Regions from separate parts of the Homo sapiens genome. Here region 2 is linked to region 1. Evidence: chromatin loops called from intact Hi-C (ENCODE). Cell type or tissue: Calu3. All regions are shown on one strand. Each heading gives the region's core, and the rest is flanking DNA. Links, peaks and the distances in the headings are about the cores only.

Region 1 (10,666 bases), core at 1,058-9,057:
TTAAGTCTACCTTATAAGTATCTGTAAAGCAGTAGAATCAAAATCCACATGAACAGCCTTCACTCTATTTAACAGGGCAACTCTACTACTAACAGCATTTTAGCTGGCCTCGTGCCTAAGTGCAAAGAATAAGTAGGAAATAATAGGAAGTAAAATTTTAAAAATAATGAGAAAAATTTTGAGGGCTTCAAATACAAATAGTGGAAGACAATGAGGTATCTTCATGTTAGAATCGTGTCTAGACTCAAATCCCAACCCAAGCCATTGCTAATTTTGTCACCTTGAGCAAATCTTCTTATTTCTCTGATCTTCAGTTTCCTTGTCTAAAAATGAGGCATAAAGAGCACACATGAAGTGGGACACATGTACAGTGTTAGGCCCTTCTGCTCTTGGCTGATGATAGGAGTCTGGTGACCAACCATCTTGGTTTGCCCAGGGCTGGTGGGCTTCCCAGGACACGGGACAAAGTGGTTACCCTAGGTGGGAAGCGCGACAGGATAAAAGGGTCCTCATGCATAGACAGCTCCCCTCCAAATTCCACTCGTGTCCCAAACCTATCTCTCCAGGAAACACACAGAAGCCATCTCCGGTTGGATTCCTAACACTACGTCTCTTTTCATTGTTCTTGTAACCTCATGCTGGTGATGTGTTTATGCTGCTCTAAAGTTGTGTGCTATTTTCTTTAAACAGCATATTAGGGTGTGAGCTCCCTAAGGTCAGAGGTCATCCTTCTGTATTTGGTAGGACCTAGTCTAACCCCCTCCCGATGCTCAACTTGCACCATCAGTCCTGGCTCGGCAAAGTCACACATCTCAAAGAGATACAGTTCTGATTGCAAGAGCATCAGGGAGTCAAGTAAGTTCTTACTGAAGCCTCTTGAAGAGGCAAAACGGGGAGGATTACATCCTTGGAAAGACAGAGTTAAGGGCTGTAAGACTTCTCCTTAGAAAAGATTCTTCTCAAAGTCCCCTGTTCTCTTTTTCAGTCTCTCCTTCATCACTCCTGATTCTTTTCTCTTGGGAATGACTCAGGGTCCTTTCTAAGACAGGCAACTCATCCTCCTTTGGATTTTTCCAATTTCCTTTTTCCAATCCTTTCCAATCAGGATTGCAGAATACTCCACAAAGGCTCAGGAGTCCAGCAGGTCAAACGTGTGTGTGTGTGTGTTTGTGTGTGTGTGTGTGTGTGTGTGTGTGTGTGTAGCTGAAGGGCAGGGGTCTGTAAACAGTTTGCTGCATCATAATAACACATGTTTCATAAATAATTGGTGCTTAACAAATATGTACTGTCTTGGGTTATCTCTCTGTCACCCGGGTGGGTGGCTTTAGGAAGAAATTAGTTGTGGGTCAAATGCATTTTACAATGATGGACCCCAGCCAGGAAAAGAACAATCTTCCTCCCCCTACGAGGGCTTAGAGTGAGCCAGGGAGTGGAAGAAGGTATTGCACCCTCAGTAGCAGAAGTGAGAGTCCCTAAAGGGAGATATTCAAGAATGAGTGTGTGTGTTGGGATGTGTGTGGGTGTGTATTTGTGTGTAGGGGTGGTGAGGAGGCATTAGTCTGCTGATCTGGGTCAATATAGTGAAAATGAAGAACATGGGATTGGGCATTGAAGGCTTGTATGAATGCACTAGTCCTAGGACCTTGAACAAACTCCTTGTCTCCATGCCACAGTTTTCTCATCTTTCTTTATAGAGTTTTTGGGAGGACTAAATATCCTAACACACATAAAACACTTAGCACAGAACCTGGCATATAGTAAACACTCAATAAACCTCAGTGATTACTGTTATTAGGGCTGACCCCAACCACAGCTGAGAGGAGTCCAGGCCTCAGTAAACTCTCCTGAGAGGGGACCACAAGGAGCTGAGGGTGAGCTGGCTTGCGTTTTTGGAACTGTCTTAATATATTTGAAATTTATGCTGAAATCCAGTGTGCCAAGGTCTCTCGATAAAACAGGGGGGAAAAAAGTGGAAGCATATGGTGGTCTGAGTCTTGAAGAAGAATGACTTCAATTATAGAAACAGGCTGTTGGAGAAATATGCCTTTTCAGCCCCGTCAGTCACGAACCTTTTCCAAATGTTGACATTACGCATGATATTAATATACTATAAAAAATCCATGTAAAACTGGAAAAGCCCAAACATACCATGCAAAGCCTGAGTCCTGCTAATGCCCCATCAGGATTAGAAGCAAAAATTCAGTTAGTTCTGCCTGCTAGGGTTTGCAGTGGCTTATGTCAGGAAGTCTATGACAATTTGTCATCATGTAGAAATATGGCTGCATCTGGATTTTTCTAAACTAAGGGAAGCATTTGTACATCAAAAGTCCTATTAAGGTTTTACTTTACTTTACTATCAAGAACTTTTTGCCTTTTGGTTCTCTTATAGGTTTGGTGGGTAAATCCCCATTTAGAATAAAGGCCTATTTCTTATCCTCTGAGCTGGATAAGCTATTCAGGCAGAGAACAACCTTTGAAGTTAAGGGAAACTGTGCTATCAAGCCAAACGTGAAATAAAATCAGAAGGGGACCCCTAATGCATTATGGAATACAACGCAGAATTTGGCCGAAGGTGATGCTAATTTTCTGCTCTTGTCAATGAAAAACAGACGCCAGGACGACTTGCTTGCATTCATCTGAATCCACATGGCAGCGTCAGAAAGCTGGTGAGCCTGGTGGGCCGGGGGGAGCTGTGGTCTGGGGCAAGGGCTGGTTCCTTTGTTTTCATTGGCATGGCTTATGGAAAAGTCAGAGAAAATGAATTTCAAATGATGGGTCAAAACTCAAGATTTGAAACACATTTCTTCCATCCTGTAGGTCTCATGGATCCATGGAAATAATTTTGATAACTTTAACTCCATTTCCAGTTGCAGGTATGTTGTCCATAGAGTTCCATTAAACAATATTTTTATTTCAGTCATTTACCATTCAATGAGTCTTTTAAATCCTGTAAAGTCGTGGAAAAAAGTTCAAATTGGCTATAAATGATTACACTAATTTTCTGTTTTCTTTCCATTTCTTTTCTGGTTTTCCTTTTAAAATTGCCCCTCTTGCCTGCAGCATATTTTGCATCAAAAAATGTATGGAGGATGGAAGACCCTTTTCACGCAGCAGCTGGGACAGAGTATTGCTCAGGCAACTTGTTCCCTCACACTAATTTTTGTCTGCATTGTAAAAATATTTTAAATGGTTTTGCATGCTGCATGAAAATGTGGAAATAACTTATACTGTTTGGTGGTAAAATGTAAGAAATTAGACAGATGCATGAATGCTCTTATGGGCAGAAGAGAAGCAGCTGCTTTCCAAAAACACTCTGAACTTTCAGAAAAGGGAACAGTCACTGATTCTAGAATCAGGAGGAAGAATACATAAATGTTATCTGCTGCTCCTTTTGGTTAATTTGGTTATGGAAGGCAGCTTCTGAAAAGGGTCACACGCACCGTATTTTGGCATAAAAAACAGAATCACAAGGAAGAGAAGTACCTCCCCCACCCCCACTTGGGCTGTGGGAGGACCCTCATCCATCAGCGTCTCTGGTACAGGGATAGCTGCTGGCTCAGTGGCTCTGGCCTTCATCCTGGGGTCCTGCTGCTGCCAGGGTGCTGTCTTCTCACCTTTTCAAAGACCCTCATCTCTACTGTCCCATATCCATCCCTGCTGACCAAAGCAAAACTAGGTTTTTCTTGCTTTTCCTGGGCTGAGCCTCTTATTGTTCCTAGACACAGCCAGCCTGGTGAGCACAGGCAAACTGGACATTGGAAGACCCAGCTGCACAAAGACTCCTTCCTGTGAGAGGCTTGGAGAAGACTTTGCTCTAGACACACAAGGGAGCCTGTGGGAAGGTGAGAGAGATATCCCTTCTCATTCCAAGCCTCTACCGGGAGGAAAGGTTGCTCCCAGAGTTGGGGTTGTGGAGCTGTTTATCAGGGTTGGGTCAGATGGAAAAACAGAGGACTGTATGTAACCTAAGGTGAAGTAAAGAATCTAAATATGCTCAGAGAAAGGCCTGGCCTTTTGCTCTCAGCTTCTGGGAAGTGATCTGTGCCTTTGGAATGTCATGTCTGATAGGAGTGGCTTTGTTTGCCTGCAGGCCTTGGACCAGCCAGATAGTGACAAGGTGATTTTGGGTGGGGCCTTGGGTCACATCAACAAGCCTTAGTGAAGATGGGGGCTTTAGGTCATGTGGTCTCAGCTTGGTCTGAGGGGCTGGGAACTGAGCCCAGTTACCTGGGCAGCCAGCCATGCCTAGGTGGTGATAAGACCCCAGCGGAGCCCCTGGATGCAAAGGCTCGGGTGGGTTTCCCTGCGTGGTGTGTTGTTGCACAGCATGCTGGAAAAGTGATGCTGTTGTTATTCACAGGGAGAGGACGATGGAAGCCCTGCCTTTGGTACTCTCTGGGTTCCGCTCTATGTGCTTCTTTCCTTAGCTGATGTTAGCTGCATTCTTCCCGGTAATAAACTGCAATCACCAGTGAATAGCTTTAGTGAGTCCTGTGCTCCTTCTAGTGACTTATTGACACTGAGTGTGTTTTTGAGAGCCCCCTGAACTTGAAATTGATGTCAGAAGTGAAGGTGGTTTTGTAGACACTGTGGCTCTAACTTTGCAGTTGGATAGAGGTGGCAGGAGTTCACCTGTATTTTTTTTTCCCCTAAAGTAGGGTCTAATTCACCCCCATCAAGAGGTGTATTCTAGAATTTGCACACGGACCCCTTTCTTTCTCATTTCTGTGCTTTTTAACAGAACCACTAACTCTTATACCCTCTCGGCCATACATTATCCACTCACATTATTTTCATTTGAATCACATACTCACGTTAGTAATTCCTTCTTACTTGTAGCTGATGAAGTTTGTTTGTTTATTTATTTATTTATTTATTTATTTATTTTAGGTTCTATTAACATTGACATACCAGGCCCCCAATACATGTGAGTTCTCATCTCTATTAGTTTTCTGGAGCTGCCATAACAAAGTACCACAAATTGGGTGACTTAAAATAACAGAAATTTATTGTCTCACAGTTCTGGAGGCTAGAAGTCAGAAATCAAGGTGTCGGAGGGCCATGCTCCCTCTGAAAACTGTAAAAGAGGCTTCTTCCTCATCTCTCTCATAGCTTCTGGTGGTTGCCAGTAGCAGTACTGGGCACTCCTTGACTTGTAGATGTATTATTCGAATTCTCTGTCTGCACATGGCCCTCTCCCTGTCTGCACAAGGCATTTTGTTTTTTTAAATAAGGACAACTATCACATTGGATTAGAGACCCACCTTACTCCAATGTGACTTCATCTTAACTCATTACACCTGCAATGGCCCTATTTCCAAATAAGGATACTTTCCATGAAACTGGGGGTTAGGACTTCTATACACATACACAGATGTGTGTGTGTGTGTGTGTGTGTGTGTGTGTGTATAGGAGGACATAATTGAGCCCATAACCCCATCCATTTCCCCTCATGAAAGATAAAGCTAAGTATGTGAGCTCCTGCGCCTCAGTTCCTTCCTCTGTGAAATGGGAAAGATTATATCACCACTTCCCATCCTGGGAAAGGATGAGAAGAGATACAGCCTCTACATGCACAGCACTGGGCACACAGTGCAGAAATAAGAGCTCATTGTCTCTGGGAGGACTGTTTCTAAGTAGGGTGTTTTCTAATGCATTTAAGTTCATTAAAAGCCAAGGTGTGCAACGACACTCCCCTCACCTGTGCTTTCTCGTCCTTCTGCCACCAGGTGCCAGGGGAGCCAAGAAGAGCAAAACCAAGGAGGCATTGTTTCCTCCAGAGCCTCATTCATCAACTCGCTCTGAACAGTTAGCACGCTCAGACAGTCATCTTCTGCACCTTGCCTTTCCCTGTGTCTTGACTGAGGGCTTATCTGAGAGCCTTTTGTTCAGGCTCATAATTATTCAGTGACTCAGGAGCCCACAAGCATTACCCACGGAGCCAGACAAGACCAGCAAGCTCTGAGGACCACCTGTTCCAAGTCATTTCCTGTGTGGGCGGCAACTTCACAGGGCTGAAAATACGAGTTACGGTAAAAATGTCTTCAACCCTGGCGCGCTGGATTGTTGAAACTCGATGGAATCTTGCTTGATTATGTTCAGGCCAGACACATTTCATTATCATTCTTTGCATATATATTAAAAACTCTAACCCCTTTACAAACAAATGTTCTCAAGGGGCAGACAGCACACCCTTGCCTCATGACATTGCTCTAATAGAGAAAACACCCCAGTGTTTCACCCATTAGGTCAGATCCACGAACACAGAGTGCAGTTGGGAAGGATGTGGGCAGTAATGAAGGTGGTGCTTTTTGCTCCTGTGGGTGCTATGGACAGGTGAGGGTTCAAGGATATTAACAACAAATTTTAAGCCATACCTTACACTACATTGGAGCTTAATCAAATTCTCTGTTCACAGTATGCCTAAATTGGCCAATGGAACGGAAAAAAAAAAAAAAAGCAACCCACCCCCAAGAGTTATTTATGTCATGTAGACAAAACCTGGGTTCGTTGACTGATTATTTCCACTCTCTAGTGATGGTCGTTGCATTTTCACTCTGAGTTGAATTGCTGCATTTTTCCATAAATATATCTGCTCCTCTGGAAGAAGCTTTGTTGCTTAGCCTTATTGCCCTTCACGTCTGCCTTTCTGACCTCATAGACTGTCAAGTTCTTAGTTGGTGACTAAAGTATAAAAGTAATTTCTTTCTCTCTTTTTTAAAATTATTAAAGCCACACATGCTCACTACAGAAAAGTTAGAATGTAGATATGTGTGAAGAAAAGAAAAATTAGCCATTAGGCCCACAATCTAGGGAAAACTCATTTTGGGCATTTGGATGGCTTTAATATGCATTCACTATTAAATGATGAATATGATATTATACATAGTATACTAATATATTATGATGATGGATCAGTGCTGATGTGTTTTAACATAAATGTATATGTTAGTAATGCTGCTGTTTTATCTTAACAGTTTTTCAAACTTGCATTGTTTTGCCCTTCAGCTAAAAGGGTAGGGAATTTGCTAGGGATATAAATTCATTAATCATAAAAATTATGTCATAACAGCCTGCACAGAAATCACAATAGGATGCAGGACATAGATTAGACTAGAGTTGAGATTCTTGCCCCAACCACAACTGTTCAGGCTTTGAAAAGAAAACAAATCTTTTTTTTTTTTTTTTTTTTTGAAATGGAGTCTCACTCTGTCACCCAGGCTGGAGTGCAGTGGTGCGATCTCGGCTCACTGCAAACTCCGCCTACCAGGTTCACGCCATTCTCCTGCCTCAGCCTCCCAAGTAGCTGGGACTACAGCGCCCACCACCACACCCAACTAATTTTTTTGTATTTTTTAGTAGAGATGGGGTTTCACCATATTAGCCAGGATGGTTTTGATCTCCTGACCTCATGATCTGCCTGCCTTGGCCTCCCAAAGTGCTGGGATTCCAGGCGTGAGCCACCGCGCCAGGCAGAAAACAAATCATTTTTAAGCACTGATTCTAAGTCAGCATTGCCCGGTTAAGCTCTTACATTTTCACCAGAAATCAACCCCCGAGACTTAGCAAGTTTGAGTGACCTGTTCCCAGTGGTGCTGTTCTGACGTGTCTGATGTCAGATCAGAAGCTCAGGCCTTCCAACCCAACGCATAAACTTTCTTTTGGTATAAGTATGTTCTTTGTATTGCTTATACTAAAATAATTATTTGTTGTTCATCTGAAATTCAAAGTGCATGGAGGTCCTGTATGTTATCTGGAATCTCAGTGGAATGAACTAGGGGTTTTATAATCAGCATTTGTCCCTACTGCTGAGGCTGTGGCATGTGAGCTGTTAAGTATTTTGACCGTATCCTTCTGCAAACACTGGACCATTTTGTCTTTCATGCAGCCGACTTATTTATGATCAAGGAGAACGGTATAGGGAAATAGACCCAAGTTCATATTACAGGAAGATTGTGTGACGTTACAGAAAGAAACATAACCACCTGGTTAAAACCTTAGCTGTGTGATCTTGTACTAGTTACTCAACCTCGCTGAGGCTGGGATTATGCAAAATGGGGCCAAGCACACCTGCTTCTCAGAGTTTTGGCCATAATGAATGAGGTAATGCATACTATCCCATAACGGGCTCTCAGCTGCAAAGGGAACTGTCTTATCTACACTTATAATTTAGTCAAGTCAACTAAAATGCTGACTGCTCCAGTCCCATACCTACCTCCCATACACCCCAGTGACTGAAGTCAAAGCCAGCATCACACACACCAATTTTTTTTTTTTTTTTTGACGGAATCTCACTCTGTTGCCCAGGCTGGAGTGCACTGGCGCGATCTTGGCTCACCGCAACCTCCGCCTCCTGGGTTCCAGCAATTCTCCTGCCTCAGCCTTCTGAGTAGCTAGGATTACAGGTGCCTGCTGCCACACCCATCTAATTTTTGTATTTTTAGTAGAGACGGGGTTTCACCATGTTGGCCAGGCTGGTCTTGAACTCCTGACCTCAAGTGATCTGCCAGCCTCGGCCTCCCAAAGTGCTGGGATTACAGGCGTCAGCCACCGCTCCTGGCCACAGGAGGCTCATCCCTGATGGCCTCACTCAGGGATGAGCCTTGGACTTTGACTGGCCCCAATAATTCACAGAGTCATGCCTTCATTTATTAAAAAATCCCTGGGGAATATACTGTCTTAGGATCTGGGGACATGAAATGTATTGTGCCTGGCCTCATGCTGCTTATGGTCTAGCAGGGTAGATGGGCATTAAGCAAATGCTTGTGAAGATAAGGATTTTAGCACAAGCTGAAATTAGTGTTATGAAGGCAAAGTACAGAGTGGTATGGGAAAGTAATGCAGGAGGAGGTGAGGTAGAACTGTGCTTTGTCATCCACACGAGCCCCGATTCCTCCTGTTCCCAACCAGGCGAACATGCTGTTCATGCAACGCCAACCAAAATTAATGGGGAAAGGGAGTCTGGGGATATAAAAAGTGAGATAAAGGGGCTACTTATTTTTTTTTTACTGTTGTTTCTGCTTGTTTATATAAAAAGATCCTTTCAACATTTACAGAGCTTTAAAGTATGATGTGAAAAATAAGTACTTTGTACTTATTATGGTGCCTTTCATCTGAGTTGCTCATAAGCCCTGCAGACATTGCCTCATCCATTTTCAGAAGACTCCTCAAAGGAAGGTAAGAAGAGACTCTTGCCCCCACTTCACAGATGCAAAGACTGAGGCATGAGGAGGTAACAGGGGCTAGGAGAGTAGTGTTGGATCAGGGGCTGAGGTGCCTGGATCCTAGGTCTGGCTTTGCCATTCAATAACTGTGTGACTTTGGGTGTGTCCCTCTGGGTTCTTATTAGGAATTTGGAATAGATGATTCCCAATGTCTCATACAGTTTGAAGGATCTGTGATGGTGTCAGGGAAAATGGGTAAGTGTCACAGTGCTAATTCCTGGGACATAATTCAAGTCTTCACTCATGACTTCAGCTTCAGAATAACATTTCTGCAAGAAGGCCATCCAGAAAGATGGAGACAATAACTGACTCCTGGAGTTGGAAGGACCCTTGGATGGCTCCGTGTGGCTTAAAATGCCTAAATACCAGAATTGTTGAATGCTTGCTCATGACACAGGTTCTTGGAACCCAACCCAGTCTGTCTATCCAAATTTATAGGCCAGAGGCCTGAGGAACAATTAATGAAATCATCAAGTCTGGAAAGCACATAGTCCAAATCAGTGGTCTCAAGCTGGGCTGCACACTGGAATCACCAGGGAGCTTTGAAAAATGGAGATGCCAGGATCCCACTTTGGATATTTTGATTTAGATGGTCGCAGGTATGTCCTGGGTATCTGGAGATTTTAAAATCGTCCTGGGGATTCTAAGGGCAGCCAAGGCTGAAAACCACAGACCTAGATCAAGCTCTCTTGTGATGCTGATGAAATGAATGGGCTTGATGAAGCTAATCTCACCCATGAGAAACCATGGGCAGAGCCACTGCTGACTTGGGGGGCAAGGCAGAGCTGGATGCCCCCCTTCTGACTCTACCTCCCACTCTGTCCACTACATTATGTGGACTCCCATAATGCCTGAGTGTAAGAGTTTTCTTTTTAATATGCAGAAAAAATTTAAATTATATTGGGTAAAAAAAAAATATTAAAAAAATTTAAATTGGGAATTAAATGAAGCATTTAGAAATCAAAATTTTCTGTGTGGCCCCCATCACCACTACCGATAGCACAAAGGTAGTTGAAAGAAACATAAACTTGGAAAAATACTTGCAACATAAATTATAAAGGGTTATATGAGAACCTTTAGAAACCAATAAGAAGATGACTAATTCAATACAAGACTGATCAAAACTAATGAATAGAAAATAGACACACAAAAAATTTTAAAGGGCCAATGAAAACATAAAATTAGTTTTTTATTCTTCTTTAATTATTATTCTTAATAATTAAAGAAATGTAAATTAAAATATTAGTGACACATTGATACTCATTCATCAAATTATGAATTATTGAAAGATTGATAAAATCCATTTGGGTAGTGAAAGCAACTACTGGTGAGAAGCAAGCTGGCATAAGATTTCTGGAGAGCCATTCGGCAATATATACCAAAGCCTTAAAATATGTGTATATTTTTTATTTTTATTTTTACTTTTTTTGAGATGGAGTCTC
Region 2 (10,666 bases), core at 1,684-9,683, 120 kb after region 1:
GAAGAGGATGTGCAAGGCCTGGAGGTGAACCAGAATGGGCTGGTGATCCAGGTGAGAATGAACATGAGATGTCCCCAACTGGCTCAGGTAGGAATGGCAAAGTGTCGAAATGAACACGTTAGGGGATCTATGGAAAAGAGAGCACGTTGAGTGTACAGAACCTGAATTCACTGGAATTTAAACGCGAAAAGTGCATGCAGTTGGAACGATGACGTGAGAGCTCATTACAGGAAATGGGAGAAAAAGAAAGCCCTGCTGTTAAGACCATGAGATGTGTTTCTCTCCTAATTGTCACCATCCATTCTAGAAGTGGATTGGACATTATCTACTGTGATCCTTGCATTCACCTGAAGAATCTAAGCCTTGGAGAGGGTCAGCGACTTGTTACAGGTCCTAGTGGCTGCCTAAATGGTCCTGACCTGGGCCTGTAACACAGGGTGATTGACCCCAGAGCAGGTCTCTTTTCCATTTTGTCCCACGTGGAGGTAAATCATGAGACAGAATAGAAATCATTTTGCTTAATTTAAATAATAAAGGATAGTGCAGAGACGGCTTAGCTGCATGCTGCTAGCATGGCCCACCTCCCCTCTGACGTAGGCAGCTCCTACCTACATCAGTGGTCCCTCACCTGGGTGTCCAGAGCAGCCACTGAGCACGTGCACACTCCTGGGCATGCATGTGTGAGTGGCTTTTGCAGGAAGAAGATTCAGTGCATTCTTAAGCGTATTGTATTTCCATAGCTCTCAAAGGGACTCTGACTCCCAAATATTTTTACAATAGCAAAGTGCTTTTATTAAAGATCCTAAAAGGCACAATTTTTTTTTCCTAAGCCTACATATTCATTACTGATGAATAGTTTTATTTAATAGTATTTCTGCATCTGGCTTTGCCAATGCACAGCTAGTTTATGTCTACATACATAAAATAGTCTGAGAGGCAGAATTTCCAATCATTGCTATTACCAATGACAATGACTACTGCTTACTAAACACAATATGCCACATAGGATCCCAAGACCTTTTCCTGTATTATTGTATTTAATCTCAAAAGTAGTCTGTGAGGTAGATACTGTTATTATAATTTTCATGTTACAGAGAAAAAAAAACCCTCAAAAATAAAAAGATTGAGTCACTTGTCCTAGGTTGGTGGTTCTCAAAGTGTGATCCCTCCGGCAGCATCAGCATTACTGAAAATGCAAATTACTGGGCCCACTTCAGACCTAGTGAATCAGAAACTCTGTGGTTAGAGGCCCCAAATCCTTATTTTAATAAGTCCCTCTGGTGATTTTGATACCTTTAGTCATCCAGTTTAAGAACTACAGTCCTAGGGCATCCGGTTAGAAAATGATGCATTTTATTTACTGCTAAATATAGCATCATTGCCCAAATCACACAGCTGGTAAATGACATTGCTGAGATTCAAGTCAGGGAACCAATTGCTAGTTTACCCTCTCTGATTTAAGCGGTGTAGACATAGACAGTCTAACTAGGTTATTGAAGCCTTAATCCCCATTGGGACTTAATTTTATGACTCTCATTGATCAAGCAACCCTTGGGGTCAAGAACCTCTGCTCAGCTGTCCCTATTGGTTTGTCTTGCACCACTGCATTCTCAGTGTGGGTGTCCAAACCCTGGTGAGCTCCATATCTGAGCTGTATGACCTTAGGTAATTTTTACTAGCTTTAAGGAAAGCCATTTAGCAGATTTTAATTCCAAATCCACCTGGTAAAAAAAAAATAATCAATAGGTCAGATAATCTTCATAAAAAAATTGACTCTTTCTTATAAGACAAACCTGTAGGAGCATTTCACAATGGCAGCCAGAACCTCATTTTAAATGCTGCCATGGTACAATGGCACGATGTTGAAAGATGAAGCTTGTATTTGGTGTGAGTGAGGACTCTAGATTCTGAAGCTAACCACATTAGCTGGAAAGACTTCGTGCATACCAGAAATGTAGAAAATACTGCATCCACTCACAAACAACACCCTATGTCACCTTAAGCCGTGGCTTAATCTCTTTGATTTGACTTTTTCCCTCCAAACTCATTTTAAGGTCTTGAAAATACACAATGCAGCTGCAAAGCTACACTTTGGGACTAAGAACAAGTTTGGGAATAACGACTTGAAATTGGATTCGATGATCTCTTTTCATTTTATAAGTGTTATGAATCCACTGGCTTCTTGCATGAGAAAGGAGAACACTTTCAGCAAATTTCAACCATCTCACAAATCACTTCATCACAATAGCTTAATATTCCGATTGTGGACTTTACACAAGATGTGACATCAAACGCAGGACAATCTTGAAATGGCAAATGCCTGGAGGGAGCTGCCGGCCACGGAGTCTGAATTACCTCATACCTTGAAATTAGCAGGGCCTCCTGATCAGGGAGTGGGAGCAAAACATTTTTTTTCTTTTATTAGTAAGTCCCATTAACTCTGGTTCTAGCTTTCGGTACTCCCTGCCTTTCGTAAGGAGTGTCACCCTCACAATGACACAATGTTCTGCCTGTTTGCATTACTAAACACAGGAGGTGCAATGGGGAAGCAGGCTGCTCATAAAAATGAGTTCAGACGCTTGCTACAGACGTGACAAATACCAAGCTGATTTTTATGCAGGGAATCCTGTCTCATTTTATGTGAAAATAAGGTAATAAGACAAAAGGAGCTATAGGACTCCAATTTTAGCTTTTTTAAAAAAAACAACATAGCCATACTGATATCCTATGAATCACTACCCCTGCAGTGGAGTCATTTTTTACGGGGTGTGTGTGTGTGTGTGCGTGTGTGTGCTTGTGTGTGTGTAGGGAGAGAGAGATCCCTCTCTACCCATTAGTATAAAAGTTGGATTTCTCAACAGCTTGACAATACTGGAAACGTCTCGTCAGTGGTTACTCCATCATGATAAGTATTATTGTGTGATATTTTTTTTCTTAACAGAATGAAAACAGATGTCATTTGATATTAATGCCTAACCCCAAGTCAATGGTAACAATTTAAGAAGATACTTGAAGAAAAGAAATGAAACTGTAAATAGAATTGTTATAAAGTAAAAACTTCAGGAGTTTATTTCATCTTTTAAGAAAAATCAGTTCCATTTCTTTCTCTCTCTAGAGAGGTAGACAAACACACACAGAAATTCTTTCTCACTTGGAAAGGGTAGCGCCATTTAACTACTGTAGTCATGAGATGGTGAGGGTGGTAGCCAGGAATGGCCCTAAGTGATCAGCAGGATCAGGGAGAGAAAAAAAGCACCCTGTGAGAATGCTGAAGGGTTTGGGAAGTGTTTCTAACATTTCACCAGTCGTTTTTACTTAGCAGCTTTAGATTTTAGATTAAAACAGAGGAGAGATGAGGAAGGCAGACACCAAGATGGGGAATAACAGGGCAGGAGCAACAGAAACAAACAGACACATTCTCAAAACCCATTTGTTTCTGTTACTGGGGCTATTCTCATTCCTTTCTCTTTATACCCCATTGATACCCCGATGTCCTCTTCATTTTCCCCAGTTGTAGAATTTCAGTTGGCCTCTGACGCCATGAGAAGAAACGAACTCAGTCCAGGCCAATGCAAACGTTTTCCTACAACTCTCTCCCACTTTCCCAAACCCTCCTCCCCCAGCAGTGTCTTCTAATGGCTTCTGTACTCTTGATTTAAATCGCCCTAAATCCCATCCTCTCTTCTACTTGATCCTAATGACTAATCTGTTCTGCCAAGAAGAGATGACACTTCTTGTCAGCCCTTGCCTTCCTGTGGTCAAAATTAATTCGTTCACCCAACATTCATTAAGCACCTACCATGAGGTAGACAGTGGCAGGCAACGCCATCACAATCTCTGCCCTTGAGAAACCGCCACAACTACAGTGCTCTATCATTCTATACGAATGCAGACGGCACAATCATTCTCTTTTGAACCTAGAATATATATTTTCAAAGGTTCAGATCTAAAAAATTGTTTAATGAATTAAAGTACCTAGCAAACTCTCCTGGTCAAAAATAGCCATTTAATTTACCAAACTCTATTTAATGCAAGGATTTTATTCTTGGGAAAGGAAACTAATTCCTTTTCTATTGTGGCTTTCAGCCTGGTCTGACTATCAGAATTAGGTTTTGGATCTAATCACAAAATTAACTTGATGATAGCAAACACAAATCGTCAAATCAGATTTTTCTACCAAATAAATGCAATGGAAACAAGATCTCTCCTATCTACGGAAACCATGATCTCATGCTAGAATTTTAGGGAAATAAAGCTTGAACCCTAATGACTATTCATATCAGGAAATATTATTTCTTGTTTGTTGAAATGTCTACCTGTAAGGAACAAATCTAAGATACTTGCCTTTAAAAAGTTTAAAAAATAATTTGAAGAAAAAAAAAGGAAAATAGGTCTTGTGTCAGTGTTGAGTTAGTTCAGGTAATTATGTTTCTTTCTCCTAAAATAATCATATTTTGTAATTAAAAAACTCACAACAGCCTTTCATCGTATTTTTATACATTCCCTTCTGTGTTATTGAGAAACTTGTATAAGCTCACAAAATATAAGTATGCTCTGCTTCTCATGTATTTTTTCCTTTGGATGGTTTTGATTTGTTTTTATTGTTGCTCCATTGAGTAACTTTATAACACCATAACATTTTGTAGAAAAGGATTCCTAGATGAATGAAACCTTTCTGAAATCCTAAAAATCTTACCTTTGCCAAGCTAGCCTTACTGGCATGAAGCCTGCTCCACTTCCTGGTTCTGACCAATAATTTTCTATGCGAACGTCATCATCAAAGCTTGCAGGACAACTTGTGTGGAGCATTTCCAGATACCCGTCCTCCCCTCTGTTATTTCAGTCAACAGCTGCTCAGCCTGTTCTTCCCATCACCGTTCATGATTGCGTTAGACAAAAATCCACCTTTAAATAAACTGTGAAAACTGAGAACGGCAAAGCAACCAGTGGCAACTAAGAGGCACTCTGCTGTTATCAACCTCAGCTCACAGTCTTGGGCGCATGCCCAGCAGGACTAAATTCTCTATACAGCAAGGGAGAGTTTCAGCTGACCTGCTGTGAATGCCCCAAGTGAGTCACTGCCGTTAACTCCATCAGTGCCACTTGCTGTCTACTTGGACATTTCTGAACAGCTGCTTGGCTCTAATGTCGACCTCTAACTGGAAATATGGCCTCGTCTGACTCAGTTTCAGAAGAGAAAAAGGGGGAGGCAGAAGGGAGGAGAGAAAACACACATGCCCACTCTCAATCCAGATTGACAACTTTGTTTTTTTCTCATTGATTGTGGTAGAAATAATTGTTGATGAGGTGGAAATACTAAACCCAGTTTGTCATAGTTTCTCTATTTTGTCTCTTAATATATTCCTCATGAAGTTGGATTGGGATCTTCTACTGAAATTATACGCTGCTGTGGAAATTCACAGTCCTTAAGAGCTCACCCCATTTCCATATTTTGTTTTTAACATATCCACTGAATTTTCCAAACACAAAAGTGAATATTTCTTTTATTCTAAAAATGTTGTTCATAATATTGAGAATCCATTTAGAATCAATCAACATTTTTGGAGTACTTGTTAGAACAGACTTCTGGGGTAGACATTAAAAAGGATTCTGAGAAATATCAGACATGCTTCCTGGATTCAAGAATTTATAATAAAATGAAGAGAAAAGGCCTTGTTCAAACAGATGGCCCAGGAACAAGATGAGACAGTGTGCACAGAAGTGTCACATGCCTGCTACAGCTACTAGAATCTGTGAGAGCTCAGAGAAAGGCTCTGGGCTGGTGGCTTTAAATCCAGAATGATGGTAACTGATACTAACAACTGAAGTGAAATTGACTTCATAAACATGGACGATGTGTCATAGCTGGGCATGCAGCCCAAGTGTCTAAGTTGAAGACTGAAAAATGCTCACATGGCCTCAGTATTTCATTTCAGCAAAAATCCGTGATTTATATGTGTATTGTTGTATGCACAGGCACATGTACACATGTTTTTAAACTCTTATATTGCCAGAGACACTGAGGAATTGATCATGTACTTATTCTCCTGGGATCATTTACTATTGTGTGGACAGTGAACAAGCACCAAGCCGGGTTTCTGGAGTTTAACCCAAAGAAAGACAAATAGATGAAATAGCATAAGGCTTCTTCCATTTTGAAGGTATCTTCTACCTGCTGTTTTTATTTCTTGAAAGGAGATTTCAGAGGAGAATAAAGATAGGTTAATTCTTAGTTTTATGATGATAATAATATAACTATAGATTTTCTAACAGCATTTCAGCATTTGTAAAGATTTTTCTTGAACAGTAAACAGAGGAATGTTATTCCATGATCATTGGTGCTTTGAGTTAATTTAGCTCTCTGCATTATTTACTCCACTTGACTGCAGTTTGAAGTTGAAGAGAGCATGGTCTCCGGTGCTTGGATAATGCTTCCTATGGAATATGTGAGTAGACTTAGTTACTCTTAAAGTCATCAAATGAGATTGGACCACAAATATAATACAAAAAATAATCTCAAGGTTTTAATCCTGAAAAGCTTGCAAATATTAGAAAACAATGGATCCAAAGGAAATGCCTTGATTTGGGGCCCTAAAACCAACTAGTAGTTTTCAGCATAATTTTCCAATTCATATCTAAGGCTGCTTGAATAATTAATAAACTATCATCGGTTTTCCCAAGTCACCAAAATCACACTTAGTTGTGAGTGCGATGTAACCAGATTTTGGTATAATCAAGTCTGCCTTAGACCTTATCTACAGGCTTGATGGAACAAAAGGGTTTTTCTCCAAATGGAGAGACAAGTCAGAAAGGGAATCCTCTCTGAAGGGAAGTAAGAATTGCGTGGGGAATACATACCATGGTCGAAATTACAAGTTGATTCATGAGCAGTCTTGCTTTAATACCATGGTGCGGTGATGAACGCAGAAACAGGCAGTGAAACAAAAATGATAAATAAGGTAAACAGATTCTATGGGAAAATGAATGACGACGATAATTCATTCTATGGAGGTGAGAGGATGCTGAGAGGAATTCCCAAAGAAAACAGTTGAGCTGGTTCTGAGTATGCCTTTAGCAGGCTGCCTTGGGCAAAAAGTGAGAGGGAATTTCAACCAGTAAGTGCAATATTTATTCAAGAAGTATTTATTGAAATGTCTATTATGTGCCAGGTAGTATTCTGAATAATGGGGATATCATTTTGAATACTCGGGATATCATTTTGAAAAAAACCAAGTTCCTAATTCATGATGCCTATATCCCCACAGGGAAGGCACAGAGTAAAATCAAATTAATGAATGAAAAAGTAAGTAAATAGATAAATGAAAAATAAATGAAATATACTTCTGTATTATGATGTCAAATAGAGACAAGAGCTAAAAAGAAAAATAATGTAAGGCAAGATGAGTTTATTTCCAATTATGTGGAAGTGTAAAAATGCAGGTGACTTTCATGAATCAGCAAGATCTGATTGTCCTTACAGCACAATATGCTTACTGGGAGTGAGGGTGAGAAAGGGGTGAGAAAAATGACAAAAAAGGAGGCAGAATATTTGGGTTTCAAGTCCCATATGATCTTTTAAGCCCTGTTAAGAAGTTTGGGTTTTCTTCTGAAGATAAGTCAGGAGCCATGGAAAGATTCTTAGGTAGGGGATATGGTATGGTCTGTTTTTATGTAGATCACTTCCATGGCAGTAGAGAGAACAAATTTTGGGTGATCAACTTGGGAGGTAGGGGCCTCAGTTAGGAAGCTGGTTGCTTGTGGCCTATCAGTTGAGTTGAAAGGATTATTACACACAGGCTGGCCTGTATCTGGTAATCTGAGCTTTAACTAGGAGGAATCCTAGCCCAGGTGGGTCGCTGTAAATGGTTAACCCAGTTGTAATTGATGTGCCTACTGGCCCTGAATTGAGGGGTTGCTCCTATCTCCCCACCCGACTTGCCTGGAATTTCTGCTTCTGATAATACCAGAATAGCTCCTGTCAGACAAACTGTATCACAGGTAACAACTGTGAACTCTGTACAAATTATTCAAAACCAATGACTGAATACTCTGGAGAGAGACCAAAGGCAGGCAAAGACAGAGAGGCAATCAATGCTCAGGAGAAGAACATAACAATGATAAGTTTTCTGCTTTTTACAGGCTTTAGCCAGAGAGCAGGTCCAAGTTAGGGCTACACTAGGAAATGAAAACTTGGATCACAAGCAACAGTCTTACAAGCTTGAAGAACCAGAAAAACAATTTCAGGAGACCAAACCAGACAGAAGATAGCCAGAGAATGATATCCAAAATTTCATGTATAAATTCTGCCCAAATCTCTGATGTACCTTGAACTGTGCATGCACAGGGTAGACTCTAAGCAGTGATGCCTAGGCTAAAAGAACAGAACGCAGATTTCAGCTGCTGCCCACCACAAGAATGAAAAATTTTGGATTTCAGTTCTAATCAAGTTAACTGTCTGCTTAAAACAAAATAATCAACACCCTTTGTGATTTGGTTGAATTTTCTGAATTCAGGGTCTCCAAAATGTATTACTCGCCATGTCCAGGATTACTAGATATACAAAGCAAGTTTACTAGATATACGAAGAATAAAGAAAATATAACACAAAACCAAGAGAAAAGACTTAATAAAATCCGATCCTGAAATAACCCAGATATTAGCAGACAAGGATTTTAAAGCAGATATTTTAAACATGATCTAAAATAAGAGAAATATGTATTTCATAAATAAAAATGCTAAGTCTCAGTAAAAAAATAGAAACCATAAATAATAACCAAATGAGAACCTAGAACTGAAAAATACAACGCCTGAAATAAGAAATTAACTGGATGGGCTTAATAACTAGGAGATGACACAAGAAAAAGTCAGTGAAGTAGAAAATAGATCAATACAGTCATAAAATCTTAAAAACAGAAAGAAAAAACAGATTGGCTTGTGAAAAGATTTCAAAAGGAAAACAGGGAAAATTTTTTTGAAGTAGCAATGCCTAAAATTCTCCACATTTGGTGAAAAACATAAAGGTTGGAAAATTCAATCAAAGAAAACCATACTAAGAGCCATTATGATTATTGAAAGTAAACCAGATGGCTGGGTGTGGTGGTCCACACCTGTAATCCCAGCACTGTGGAAGACTGAGGCAGGCAGATTGCTTGAGCCTAGGAGTTCAAGGCCAGCCTGGGCAACATGGCAAAGCCATGTCTCTAAAAAAATTAGCCAAGTGTGGTGGCGCATGCCTGTAGTCCCAGCTACTCAAGAGGCTGTGGCAGGAGGACCACTTGAGTCTGGGAGGTTGAGGCTGCAGTGACCATGATTGTGGTATCACATTCCAGCCTGGGTGACAGAGTGAGACCCTGTCTCAAAAAAGAAAGAAAGAAAACCAGAAAACAAAAAATTCTTAAAGCAGCCAGAAACAATGTAACACATCATATAATAGGTATAGAATAAAAACAATACAAACAATTGCTAACTTCTTATCAGTAACTATGAAAGCTAGACTACAGTGGATCAATGTCATTAATGTGATAAAAGAAAGCAAAACTTTCAAGTTATCCTTTTATATCCAGTGAAAATAACCTTCAAGAAAGATGGAAATAATCTTCAAGGTAAAATAAAGAAATTTGCAAATAAATACAAACTAAGATAATTTATTGGCAGTATGTCCACACTGCAATATACACTAAAGGAAGTTTTTCAGACTGATAGGAATTTGTACTAGATGCAAATGGAATCTTCAAAATAAATTCAACTCATTTACACCAGAAATGGTAAATATGTGGGCAAAAGACTGCTTAAATTAAAAAAAAACTTTGTATTATGATTTATGAAGCATGTAGATAATGACACATATGACAACTAGAGCAGAAAGGATGACGGAATCAGTAAACAGATTTAATTAATTACGACATTTGTATATCATACATGAAGTGGCACACTATTAATTCTAAGTAGACTGTGAAAATGTAAGAATGTTTATAGTAGTCCTTAGAGCAATAACTAAAATTATAATGCAAAGAAGTATAGCTAAAAAGCCTTTAAATAAAATCAGTTTTAAAAATCTATACAGTTAGCCCCAAATAAAGCAGGACTAAAGCTCCACCTTCCTAGTCTCTATATATTCCCTGATGATTTTATTTACTACCCTTGATTCAACCACCACCTGTAAGATGACCTTTTTATAGGTCACATTGACAGAGACGTCCAACAGGAATTTTATGACTCATAAGCCCCCAAATCTATCTATAACCCACATCTCTCTCCTAAGATCCAGATAATATACCTAACACAGAGGTAAAAATGGGAGGCCCATGGCTAGATATGGCCTTTTAAACAAAATTAGGGTTTTTAGAAAATCAGATATTTTTTATATTGAAATGTATTTTTCCAAAATCTCTTGGAAAAAAAGTGAAGATCTGAAATACAAATCCTGAATTCCTGCAACAGCACCATTCGTTGAAGCTAAGTATGACCCTACTCTTTAGTCTGAGAACTTACTGATCCTATAATCTCTATCACTCCTTATGTATGACATCTGTTCACTTTACTCAGTGATGAGTGCTGATAACAACTTAAGTGAATGAATTCTATGATTACATCTCCTGTTATGAACACTACACAACTTGTAATGTAATCTGTGTATGCATTAGCTTTTTATCAACCCAGTCATGCT

Evidence for each region. A loop is a pair of places that touch in the nucleus more often than their neighbours do. Peaks named below come from ENCODE experiments on the same cell type or tissue, not always from the same donor. Only the 100,000 strongest peaks of a DNase experiment are listed, where the experiment ranks them.
Region 2: a loop joins it to region 1, with 6 times the contacts of the local background. A loop is called at or near these places in 4 of 110 quality-filtered maps.

What each region holds. Positions count from the first base shown.
Region 1 is chr21:35,133,008-35,143,673 of GRCh38, forward strand. No RefSeq gene overlaps it. Among named protein-coding and RNA genes, the nearest start is that of RUNX1, 89 kb to the left of the region's middle. In Calu3, for the core only: no CTCF peak of the experiment used is centred there; DNase peaks (open chromatin) are centred at 4,084 and 5,854.
Region 2 is chr21:35,251,769-35,262,434 of GRCh38, forward strand. No RefSeq gene overlaps it. Among named protein-coding and RNA genes, the nearest start is that of RUNX1, 210 kb to the left of the region's middle. In Calu3, for the core only: no CTCF peak of the experiment used is centred there; DNase peaks (open chromatin) are centred at 4,923, 5,863 and 7,873.